Regions from separate parts of the Mus musculus genome. Here region 1 is linked to region 2. A link is a contact called in ENCODE Hi-C data. All regions are on one chromosome and are shown on one strand. Each heading gives the region's core, a stretch centred on a gene start or an enhancer-like site at or near the end of the contact. The rest is flanking DNA. Distances are from core to core; before and after follow the strand shown. Region 1 holds the start of Tnks1bp1 (tankyrase 1 binding protein 1). Region 2 holds the start of Zc3h15 (zinc finger CCCH-type containing 15).

Region 1 (5,833 bases), core at 871-3,370, 1.4 Mb after region 2:
GAGCCAGAAGAAAGCGGGGAGAGGCGAGGGTGGGGCGGGGCCGGGGGCGGGCGGAGCTGCTCGAGGGACCCCCTCCTTGCCCTCACCGGCCCCCTTCCCTAGCTCCCACGGCACGCCCCCATCCACGCTAGGCCGCCCCCACCGAGTCCTCGTCGTCAGTCCTCCGTCTGTTCCTTCGAGGGCTGCTTGGCATCTCGCTCAGTCTTCCGCTGCTGCCGCCCCCTCCTTCTCCACCCTCGTCTGCTCCTCCTCTTCGGCTAGCCGCTCGGTGTCCGTAAGCTCCCCACGGAGGCCCTCCAAACAGCCCCTTGCCCTGGGCTGTTCCATCTTCCTGTTGGCCCCCCTCTTCCAACACTTAGCCCTCCTGATCGCACTAGCTGAACATCCAGTGGTAGACCTTTAGGGACGACCCTGCTTGCCCTCAGGCCCTTCTGAGTGTCTGTCCAGGGCTGGGGCTACATAGCTCCTTTCCATTCTTTGGGGGCAGCCTCTACTCCCAGGGCTGCCTGATTTCCCTAGACCACTAAGAGTGGGGAGTTCTTGAGGTACTGCGATTCTGCAGCTTATGGACATGGCCTTGGTTACCTGGGGCTCCTGGCTGGGGCCTGTGTACTGTAACCGCCTCCCCTGTTGGGGACTCGGAGCCTGTTTTCATCTCTGCAGCTCTTTCTAACCTCAGAGGTGTCCATCAAGCCCCTATCTCAACCGCAGGTGAGAGGGTTTTTCTGTTTTGGACTAGTTTTTCTCCATTTCTAACCACCTTCACCATATCCCTTGTAATAATGTTCAAGGACAAGCAAGCAATCTTGTATATATTTTTAATTTAATTTAATTTTTCTGTCATCTCTCCGCCTTCAAGCGTTATTCACCCACATACAAGGAAAACAGCCCCTGGTAGTTGGCTGATCAGCCTTTTGACATTGACGGAGTTACTGTCTGTACCCTCTTTAAATAAGCTGGGACAGGGTCAAGCGGATGGGGACATCTTTTGCAAAGGCTGGGCACCACAGGTCTCTTAGAATTGAGAACTGTCTTCTCAGAGCAGCTGGAGTGGGAGGGGAGCCTTGAGGTTGGAGAGGGTTGGGTTGCCCTCCAGGGCTCTGTGCATTCCATGTGTTTGGCATGTCTCCCTTGCTCTTGAACCAGAGGAGCAGTGTTCACTAGTCACCACCAGAGCCGGAGGGGGGGCTTGAGAGTGGGAGGGTGCTTCAGCAGCCAGGGTGGGAACTGAGGGGGTGGAAGGCCTGAAGAATTTGAGGTGGGGGGGACATGAAGGAATGGTCTAGAGACGCAGCCTACGGTAGGGGGAGAGGTAGGTAGAGGTGGTTACCAAGGATGCTAGTTAGCTCATGGGAGACACTGAATGGAGTCACATTAATAATGGCCAACTGTTACTTACCACTTCCAGGCTTGGTATTTTGCATGCATTGTTTGACTTGAAACTCATTTAATACTTTTTTTTTTTTTTAAGCAGTATGCCTTAGACTAGTCGCACAGCTCTGAAGTGACAGACCCATTTAGTTGTTAGATCTTACAATATCAGCTCCAGAGGCTCCTGGCACAGGCTACTACCATGTGGCTATCATCTGGTTTAGTTTCTTCTGACCCCTCAAAACTCCTTTAGGGTGCACACCCATTCCTATGTCACAGGCTTTTGCAGGTCCCTCCCTGACTGTCCTGGAAGGGGCAACCCCAGGGAGTTTTCCTCTCAGTTACACCCCCCACCCCACAAGCAATCAAGCCCAGTCTGTCCTCCCTGCCCATCCTGGGCCGGCTCCTCCTTCCCCTTGGCTAGGCCCTGGAAATCCAGTGGGAGGCCATTGCTATGGTAACAGGACTAGGCCCTGGCTTTACCTCATCAAATTCCAAGCTGAAGCCAAAACGATTGAGAAATTAAAGGGAAAAAAATGTATTCCAGATGCTTACTTTTTATTTCTTATGTCCCTGTGTTTGGATGAGACAGCTCTTGAGTGCTGGAGGGGGGCAGGGATGTGAAAGGAGAATGGGGGGGGGGTAGGGAGCCACTCCCAGCCGTGGAGGGAGGGAGGAGAATGGGAAGAGGGGGGCCGGCTGTGGGGCGGAGCCCCAGGTTGGGGAGGAGCGGGTTTTTCCCGTCCCATGAGGTGATTCCAGAGACTTGAGAGTTTCTGGCCTTCTTGCTCCGCTCAGAGTGGACACCTCTAGTGGGGCTCCCTGACCCGAGAGGGTTGCCTCAGGAGCTGTAAGTAGGGTATCACAGGACGGATCCTGGGGGTGGTGTGGGTGGAGGTGGCTCCCTCCTGTGCTGGATCACTGAGGTTCAGAGCCAAGGGTTGGAGAGTCGTGTCAAGAGTTGAGGATGTGGCTGTGGGAACCTTCCCGGCCTCCCCCTGGAGTTCGCTCTTCCTGTCCCACACTGCCTGGGTTAGAAATAGACTTCCTTGGCTAAGCCTGTTGCCTTTCTCAGCTTTCCCTTCTCCACCTCTCCCTTCCCTGGGTCTTCAGTCACTTCGGCCGGCTCACACTGCTTCCTATTTCTCAGGCAGGGTGTGCCCTATGTGATGAAAGGATCCACTCTCAGGGAAGGCACAGCCATGGCTTCCCCACTGCCCCAGGATATGGAGGAGGAGCTGGCGCCTGTTGGCTCCGAGCCAGGTACCAATGGGTGCTGGGTGCAGGGTGGGGCCGTTGGCTGGGAGGAGGGCCGGGGGTGGGGTGGAGGCTGCACCCCTCTTCCGTCCCGGCAGGTAGCTGGAGTGACAGTGGAGGTGAGAGGCAGTGAGTCTGAAATGAGTGCTCACGGGCCTTGGCATCTGGTGGGAGTGAGGTAGAGCCCCAGCCGGTATGGAAGCAGAGCCTTTGAGACAACTCCAGGGAGCCTTGGAGGAGGAGACACTGAGGCACAGAAGGAGAATGGAGTGCCCTTCTTTCTCCCTGTCTAGACTTTTTAAATGCTTAGCTGAATGAGTGGGTGATACAAGATTCTATTATAGAAGGTTGTGGCCGTGAGTAATTCCCAAGGTCTTTTATTTGGCATTACAATGCCTTATATAGAAGGTGGATTTCTGCCCTTGTTTTTTTTTTTTTTTTTTCCTTCTTCCTTCCTGTGGCAGATTTACTTCTGTTTGACATAGGTCAATAGAAAGCTTGCATTCCTGATAATGAACTGGATGACTGAGGTGGCAAGAGGAAGAGGTGCAGCAGGGTGTACAAGGGGAGCTCAGCTAGGGTCAAAACTTCACTATGGAAATGTGGTGTAAAGAAATAGGGCTCCATCGGGTTCCCAGGCTGACAGTATGGTGAGGCCAGGCAAGTGGGTATGCTTATCTGCTCCATTCATTCATTCGATAGGAACCTGTGTTAGGAGCAAAATAGGATGCTAGAGGGATAAGGGGTCAAAGCCCACGTTGTAGGAGTTTGGAGAAGGTAGGCTATATAATGGGATGTGAAAAACCAAGGAAGCCTTCCTGGAACAGGCGGTACTGACTTGCACCTAGAACGATGGGTTCCAAGGTTGGAGTGTGGAAGATTCGGTGCAGCAGGAGTCACAAGAATTTATGTCTCATGGTTCTTCTGACAGTTCCTAATGAATCCTTCCTTCCGAAGGTGACCCACGAGCCAAGCCCCCTGTCAAGCCCAAACCCCGGGGCTTGCCCAGCAAGCCAGCTCTGCCTGCCAAACCCAGCCTCCTGGTGCCTGTTGGGCCTCGCCCTCCTCGGGGTCCCCTGGCTGAGCTGCCTTCTGCCCGGAAGATGAACATGCTGGCAGGACCTCAGCCCTATGGGGTCAGCAAGCGTCCCCTCCCGTTTGCACCAAGGCCTTCAGCTGAAGCAACCGCTGGAGGAGACGTTACCCAAGAGTCTGGGAAGGAGGATGCTGGGAAAGAAGACTTGCCCCCTCTCACACCCCCAGCTCGGTGCGCTGCCCTGGGAGGTGTGAGGAAGGCCCCTGCCCCTTTCCGTCCCTCCTCTGAGCGGTTTGCAGCCTGTACAGTAGAAGAAATTTTGGCCAAGATGGAGCAGCCACGGAAAGAGATCCTGGCCAGCCCTGACCGCCTCTGGGGCTCCCGCCTCACTTTTAACCACGATGGCAGCTCTCGATATGGCCCCAGGACCTATGGTGCCCCCTGCCCCAGAGAGGAGGATAGTAAGTCCCCTGCCAAAGGACGGTCCCAGGAGGGGACAGCAGAGATTCCTGCAGAGTGCCAGGAAGAGCATAGCAAGACTCCTGAGGAGAGGTAAGGGCTGAGAAGAGTTTGTATAGTTCCTTGAAGTCTTAAAGGGGCTATGGAGGAAGTGGGCTCAAGTTTGGGTTATCATCTTTACTGTCAGGTTACTTAGGTGAATTCAGGCAAACCCAGGCTAAGGCCCAGAGCATCTCTGTAGCAAATGGTGGAGTTACTTCTCTCTCTCTCTGTGTGTGTGTGTGAGTCTGTGTCTGTGGTGCATGTGTAGTGTTAGGAATTGAACCCAGGGCCTTGTTCATGCTAGACAAGTGCTTTATCATTGAGCTACATCCCCAGCCCACTGTAGTTCTCTTTACAGAGTTGATACGTGTTATGCTAGAGAGGCATACTATTCAGCAGACTAGTTTGTAGTCCATTGAGTACATATCCGTGCTATTTGGAGGAAGGGATTGATAAGTCCATTTTAGAGATTGGAAAATCAAGGCTCCAGAGTGACTTCCTGGAGTCTCTCAATTTAAATCCCGATGTGTATGATTCTAAAACCTGTGATCTTAACTGCTAGGTCTCATGTGGCAGAGCACCATGCGGGGACCTCAGGGAGGGGTATGTTGGAATCTGTACAGTACAGATTTCCCCTCTGAGGAGGAGTGTGATGCGCTTCAACTAATTTCTGCATAGAGAATTCTTCTATTTGGAGACATTTTCTCAGTTGCACTTCTTACCCATAGCCGGCCTGCATGTAAGGGAGGCCTCCTTGGGTTAGTGGACACATGATCTGGAGGGACATGAGGGATTTGGCCACCTCAGGCTTTTCGGGACAAGAGAGCACCAGCCTGAAGCATGCAGAGCTAGGCCCAGTGGTTGGCTTCCCTCTCCCACTGTGGTGGCCAGGCCTGTTGTGGTCTGCACTGAGCCTGGAGCTGAAGGCCCTGCCCTGCCCTGCCCTGCCCTGCCCTGCCCTGCCCTGCCCTGCCCTGCCCTGCCCTGCCCTACCTTACCCCACCCTCCAGCCTGCCCTTTTCTCACTGGAAACACCTGGTGGGTGTGATGCACCCCCAGGACCAGGGCTGCTGGGAGGCCGTCCTGCTTCCCGGCCTGGATGCCTCTCTCCATCTGAGAAGGGTTCAGTTTTAGAAAATCACCCCCACCCCCAGTCCCCAGTCCTTTAGGAAATATCAGCAGGGCTGCCGGGACCAGTTGTATTCTGGCCAGAGAAGAACTTTAATCCCTCAGGGACTAGGAGAGGAAGACATTTTCTTGGGAACCTCTGAGGGACCTGGACCCACATGATGCTGTTCTATAAGAGAGGGGGGAATTTAACCCTGTGTGTACAGGAAGGGAGTGGGTGTTATGTCCTGGGCATTTGCTCTGCAGGCACAACCTGGCTCCTTATCCTTAGAGCTTTCAGACCAACTTCAGGAATAAGTTCTGAGGTTTTTAATCTTTGGGTGGTGTTAACATTGCTGAGGAGGGATAACTTCCCCCCTTTCCTATTTTGCCAACAGACTTCAGCATTCTTTTGTCTTGCTTTTGTTTTTGTTTTTTTGAGACAGGGTTTCTCTGTGTAGAGCCATGACTGTCCTGGGCCTCCCTTTGTAGACCAGACTCAAACTCACAGAAATCAGCCTCCCCTGCCTCCCCAGGATTGGGATTAAAGGCGTGAGCAAC
Region 2 (6,260 bases), core at 3,514-6,013:
GGGAACTGAACTCAGGACCTCGCAAAGAGCGGTCAGTGCTCTTAACAAGTGAGCCATCTCTCCAGCCCCTCAGGTTCGAATTTTAACAAGTAAAATACAAGTGCCAGTAAAACCACTGGTCCAATCTTCTTTTCAGTCTTCTGCGCAGTGAGACAACCAGTGTCATTATGGGGTTTAAGTATCATTCAAACCTAGAACTTACAAGTAAATAATTTAGTAACATTAATACACGTTATATACTGACCATTCCCCTTTCCCACAATCCCTCAAACACTGCTGCATCTTTACATCCCATAATGATATCAGGAAAACTGGACAGTAGGAGGCAACAAATGTGTGCATCAGCATGGAGACTTCATCCTGAAAAGCTCCCTCTGTTGCAATATTTTGTTGTGACAATTCTGCACCCCATAATTATTGGGAAATTCTTCAGACAGGACTGGGTGCTCATGTCATCTTGGCAATGAGGCTTTTATTAAATTCATCTCCAATAACAAAACTAAATATAAAATTAAATATATTACTAGAGAGCAAATGAGGAAGGAATTCTCGCCCCATTCATCTTTGATGTTTTGTATGCAAGCCTGGCTTTTAACAGCTGAACCATCTCTCTGGCCCTGCATCATTCATTTTGTTGTTTCTTTGGTTTGGTTTGGTTTGGTTTGGTTTGGTTTGGTTTGGTTTGGTTTGGTTTGGTTTGGATTTTGTAGGTGGTGGTGTTTTGAGATAGGGTACCTCTATATAGTCCTGGCTCTCCTGGAGCTCACTATGTAGACCAGGGTGACCTTGAATTCACAGACCTCCCTGCCACCGTGTCCCAAAGACTGGGATGAGAGTCCTTTTCCACCACATCTGGCCACACCATTCATGTTTATGAACACACTTATGGAGCTCTAAGAGACAAGGTGCAGTAGGTACTATTATTCATCAGTAAAGACATCAAGGTCTTACTTACCATAGTCTAAGTTGCTGCTTTCATCATATGATCTTCCATATGAATTCTTTGTTAACTCCACTGACTCACACTTACTGATCCCTGATTTATGTAATTCATCATGGTTTTGTGAAAAAATAAGAACAAGATATAATCACCAATCCTAGGCCATTCATAAACTCCAGAAAAGAATAAAATCCTTATAGAGTTTAGACTTAGCTTCTAAGACAGTAACTGTATTTAAAAAAAAAAAAAAATAGGGGAGCAGGGCAGGGGGAAGGGTATAGGAGGCTTTGGGGATAGCATTTGAAATGTAAATGAAGAAAATAAAAAATAGTAATGCCTGCTAGAGTAGGATTGTCACTAATGTAACTATAGAATGGTCGTGAATGTAATATAAAAACCTTAAGTTTATGGAAAAATAAAAACCTGTGATAAAACCATTCCTACATGGTTAGAAAGAAAACATTTAAGTAATAGGGTTACACCATCAAAGTTGTATCAGAGGACTTATTTTGAGAGTAATACTGGGTGAAGAAATTGGAACAAGATAAAGAAAGTAAAAGCCCCCTCAAAATAGTCCAAGTGAAAATGCAGCCTTGAAATAAGATTGTGCGATTGAAGGCAGGCATCTGAGTTATACTGAAGAGGAGAACAATGTGGCTCATAAGAAAACACTTGCTCACCACATGTAAGGCCTCCAATTCTACCCAAACTGAGGGAGGAGGGGCGTGGCTATGATTTGACTAAACTTGGAGGTTGAAGAAAAAAAAAAACAGTCCACTAACACTTCTAGCTATGGCACCTACATGGAATAGAGACTTTTTTCTTTACTTTTCTTTCTTTGTACAATCATATATGTAAGACCTTGAAAAAGCTCTAAGGCATGAGACATAGTGGTATATGAAGGTGGAAAATAGGAAAAGTTGGCCTCAAATGAGGAATATCAATTGAAGTGACAGAAGCTAAAAACCATTCACTCCTGTGCTAGGGAAAGTGCAGACTCCTAGCACTTATTGCAAGAGGACATGGGAAAGCACCGGAAAGCTATTACTAGGGAACAGGCATGATTGATGGGGGTCATGAAAAGTGGTTTAGGCTTCAGTGAAGCAAAACAATATTTGGAAACTGTACATCTCGACTTCTTGACAAATGCCATAATAGTTATTATAATGGTAGCAAGAAGTATTTCAAACAGAACCAGATAAGTTATCCACTTAAGAAAATGTTATGTCACTGTAGGTTGCGGTGAAGGGTTACAGTACAGAAACTCAAATTGACAGGTTAAAAGAGATTTTACATGCTCTGCTGGCAAGTCTTTTGTCATAGTTTATTTTGGAGGGGAAAATGACTTGAAGGAGACTGTCTGAAAGTCAAAGGACTTGAAGCATTAAATATTTAAATAAAAACACTTCTAGAAGGTACCTTCCCAACTCAGGAGATGAGTCAGCAATTTACATGGTCAGTTAAGTTAGCCTTATTTTTATCAAAAGATTTGGAATAAAATAGCTTCTGCTCACCACAGTGGCAATGTCTATACTCTAGTCCTAAGCCTTACCAGAGTACTACTACCAGAGTACTACTTTGCTGGGGTTTCCATAACAGAGTACTACAGATTTGATACTTAAACAAGATGGAGGCTATATGCACAGAGTAAGGTACTATGCAACCCAAGCTGGCCTTGAGCTTGCTGTGGCCAAAGATGACCGTAAACTTCTGATTCTTCTGTCTCTCCTTCCCAGGTGATGAGATTACAGGCTTGTGCTACCATACCTGGTTTGTATGATGCTGGAAATTGAACTCAAAGCTTTGACTTGCTAGACTCCGTCCTATCCCTGTGTTTGTCCTGTTCCTGTGTTTGCTTTCTTCTAAGGCCTCTCCTTGACACAGACCTTCCCGCTATGTCTTCATGTGATTTTTCTTGCTTCTGTGCACAATATAGATTCTCTCTTATACCAGGGCTCATAACACAAATCTGCAATTCCAGCTATTCGGGAGGCTCAATGGGAGGATGGCAAATTCAAAGCCAGTCCAGGCTAGAAGTTCAAGGCCAATGTAAACAACTTAAGGAGACCCTGTCTCAAAAAAATTTTAAACTCAATTTTTCCTTTTTTTTTAATAAGGACTCCATTCAGATTGGATTAGGTCTATGCTGAAAGTCTCATTTTAACTTACCTATTTCCTTTATAATGCCCTTATCTCCTAATGTAGTTACATTCTGAAGTAGTAGACGTTGTGAGTTTTGAAAACACAATTCAGCCCATAACAGTTCAGTCCATAACAAATTTTGGTTATAAACAACTAAAACCAACTCTAATTTCCATATAAGAGAATATATTAAGAATATTGGTCACATAGTCTAGCATTAGCATGGGATAGGTTTAGTTAGAAGTTAGGAACAAAAGATAATAGTGAACTATGATTTTTCAGCTATGACTGTGAAATTCTAGATTGTTTACAACTTTTCCATACTTACGATTGCCATAAAAAAATTCTTTAAAATTAGAGACATTAAATGAATCACTAAAAAGGGGGATATTAAGATTACTACATTCTGCTACTACAGGAATTCTTAATCAACTTCTGAAGAATAAATAATACAGAAAAGTAAACTGTCACAGTGTTCCACAAAGGCTCCTGTTGAGTTGGGTGACACTCCTAGGGAGAGTGGAACACATGAAGGGAAGTAGATCACTGGGGAAAGCCCTTGAAAGGAATATTGGGTCCCCTGCCCCTAAGTGTCTCTTTTTGCTTTGGTTGCCATCAGATGAACACTGTCCATTTCCCTCATGGTGGCATTAGGGTTCCAAAGTAGTTTTCTGCTTATGAAATTGTTGAAAAACTAATAACTCCCTTCTCTGGAAGGATGATTCTTCTGTTAATCAATGTAGGTAAAACAGTAACCATGCAAAAGAACAGCCATTCATTGTGTGCTTTTTTAAAGTCAGTATTTGGCTGAATAAAAAATAGTAGATTCATTTGCATATCAAAAGCCATACTTTTGGTTTAGTCTACAATATAAACAGAGCCCTGAAGCAAGACTAACCAGGCTGAAATTCTTATCTTGGATTTTACATTTAGCCACCTTTCTTTCTGCGTTTCATCTCAAACAGTGCTAACAGTTAACCATTCGTACCTCAGTGTAGATGTAATGAGTGAAATCGTGTGTGTAAAGTCATTATGGAATTTACCAAACACTTAAACTAACCTTAAATTGGGCTTGGCCCATACTGTTAGGCTAGTTTGACATAGTAAAATAGTGATTTTTTTTTTTCCGGAATCGTTAAGGCAGCCCCCTAAAATTAGTACAGGACTTGAAGAGAAACTAAGGATTTCACCCACTAGGACTCCACGTCTGACGATCTCCAAATGAAACTTTATTTCTTTACGCAACTTCATACTGAAGGTGCTGCATTGCAACCCTGCCCCTCCAGAGGACAAGACAGTAGCTCATAATTGATGCAGCCGCTCCGTGATTACTCAAGATGGTACTGTCCAGTGCTAACTAGATCTAGAACTCTCTACGCCAGGGGTCTATACAAGTGAGGTGAGGAGGCATCACTCGCGGTGCTAATGAAGGACGAAGCCAAGCAAGTGGCAAGCGCCTCACCAAAAGGAGGCGTCACACGCCGCGCCTTTCCCAGTTCCCACGTCTCATCCACGCCCCCTCCCGGCTCGGCGCAGCCGGAGCGCACGCGCAGCTCCACTTCCGGGCGCCTCGCCTCGCGCCCCACAGTGCATAGCGGCGCCGTGCTGTCGCAAAGGCCACATCCGGGCGGCGAATGAGCGAGTCGCTTTCCGTGCGCTGCGGCGGCGGCTGGGTCTTCCTGCTCCCGCCGAGCTGCCGGACGCCCCGACGGTAGCCATCTGCGTCGCAGTCGGCCCGGTGCCCCCCGCCTCCGCGATGCCCCCCAAGAAACAGGCTCAGGCCGGGGGCAGCAAGAAGGCGGAGCAGAAGAAGAAGGAGAAGATCATCGAGGTACGTCCCCTCCCCCTCCCCGCCGCACCGGGCTGGGGCTCGCCGGGCTGCGGAGCGCGGCTCCCCGGGGCCACGTGTCGGCGCCCGGCCCGGTGGGCCCCGACTGAAGTGGTTCTCGCCGCCCCTCATCGCTGTAGTGAGGCCGCTGCGCCCCCGCGCTCGCCGCGTCTCCACCCACGCGCCCGCCGCGCCCACTCGGCCGCCCAGGGACCCCCGGCCCGGCCTTTCGATGCTCACGACTTTCCGCGGCTCCTCGGGCTGTGCCTGAAAAAACAAGCTGAGTGGCGCTCTGGAAGGCCCCTCCTGACTGACCTGACGCCTTGGGTTTGGTTTTTTTCTTTATCAGGCAGTGAGAGGTAGCGCTGTTCATTTTCAAGAGCCAGCGGACTATTTACCACTTTTTTGTTGTTGTTGTTTCTTTTGGTGTTTGGTCCATCTGGAAACTTTCGTGTCAAGAACAGAGGTTTCCCAAAAAGCGTGGCCCAGCGGTTTTGTACAGAATGCTTCGTTCATACATGGAGTCTGAATTAAACGTAGGCTCTGTCACAGTACCTATGTTAAATTGGGAGCTCCCAGTTTACCTACACACACACACACACACACACACACACACACGAGCGTCTTTTAATGCATTGAACTTGTAGGCATTCAGTGAGTGAGGCAAGGTACTGATGTTCTTAAATGTTCCTCAGGTTACAACGATTGTCTACTTGAGTTTCCTTAAGATAGGTAATGAAATTTCACATTCGATAAACGTATTTCTTCCATACTAATCCTCATTTAAAAGTAAATGGTACCTCATAGACTTGGATGTAGTTGGAAGAAAAGATGACTATTTTACAGCATCTGAGTATAAAGTAACCTTTAGTAGGCTCGTTCTTATTAAAATAGCCAGAATGAATGTTTGGGGTTTCGAAATGAGATGTTTGCTTATGATCGTTTTTTTTCAACATTTGATTGTTATAGCCTTGAAAGATAGAAGTGAGAATTCGCCAGGGTTCCTTTATACACGCTAATGAGATTAATCTTTTGTCAGATTGTATGTAGTTAAAGTTGGCTGATTTAATTTAAATAAAATTAATGTGAACACATCTAATAATTTACTGACTGTTGGAGTTCTAAGGTAGAACTGCCGTAGCCAAACATCTGGAAGCAAAACTGTTGCCAAGCAGTGCTGGTGTGTGCCTTTCATCTCAGTAGACAGTTTGCCTGGTCTACAGAATGGCCAGAGCACACAGAGAAACTCTTGTCCAAGGGAAAATAAAAGAAAGAAAAATAATTGTCACCTTTACATCTGAAGAAAAAAATCAGGATTTGGGAGACTTAAATCTCTGGGAATAATAATCT

What was found. A loop is a pair of places that touch in the nucleus more often than their neighbours do.
Region 1: a loop to region 2 is called in a map of v-Abl transformed pro-B cells, with 5 times the contacts of the local background. The contact joins the promoter of Tnks1bp1 here to the promoter of Zc3h15 in region 2. A Hi-C loop is called at or near these places in 2 of 37 maps with a recorded cell type or tissue (T-helper 17 cell and v-Abl transformed pro-B cells).

The regions. Positions count from the first base shown.
Region 1 is chr2:85,048,340-85,054,172 of GRCm38, forward strand. Tnks1bp1 (tankyrase 1 binding protein 1) reads left to right here and starts at 2,121. Exons shown (of 12, transcript NM_001081260.2): 1 at 2,121-2,221; 2 at 2,522-2,634; 3 at 3,586-4,216. The coding sequence starts at 2,541.
Region 2 is chr2:83,639,815-83,646,074 of GRCm38, forward strand. It overlaps Zc3h15 (zinc finger CCCH-type containing 15), which reads left to right and starts at 4,764. Exons shown (of 10, transcript NM_026934.3): 1 at 4,764-4,913. The coding sequence starts at 4,839.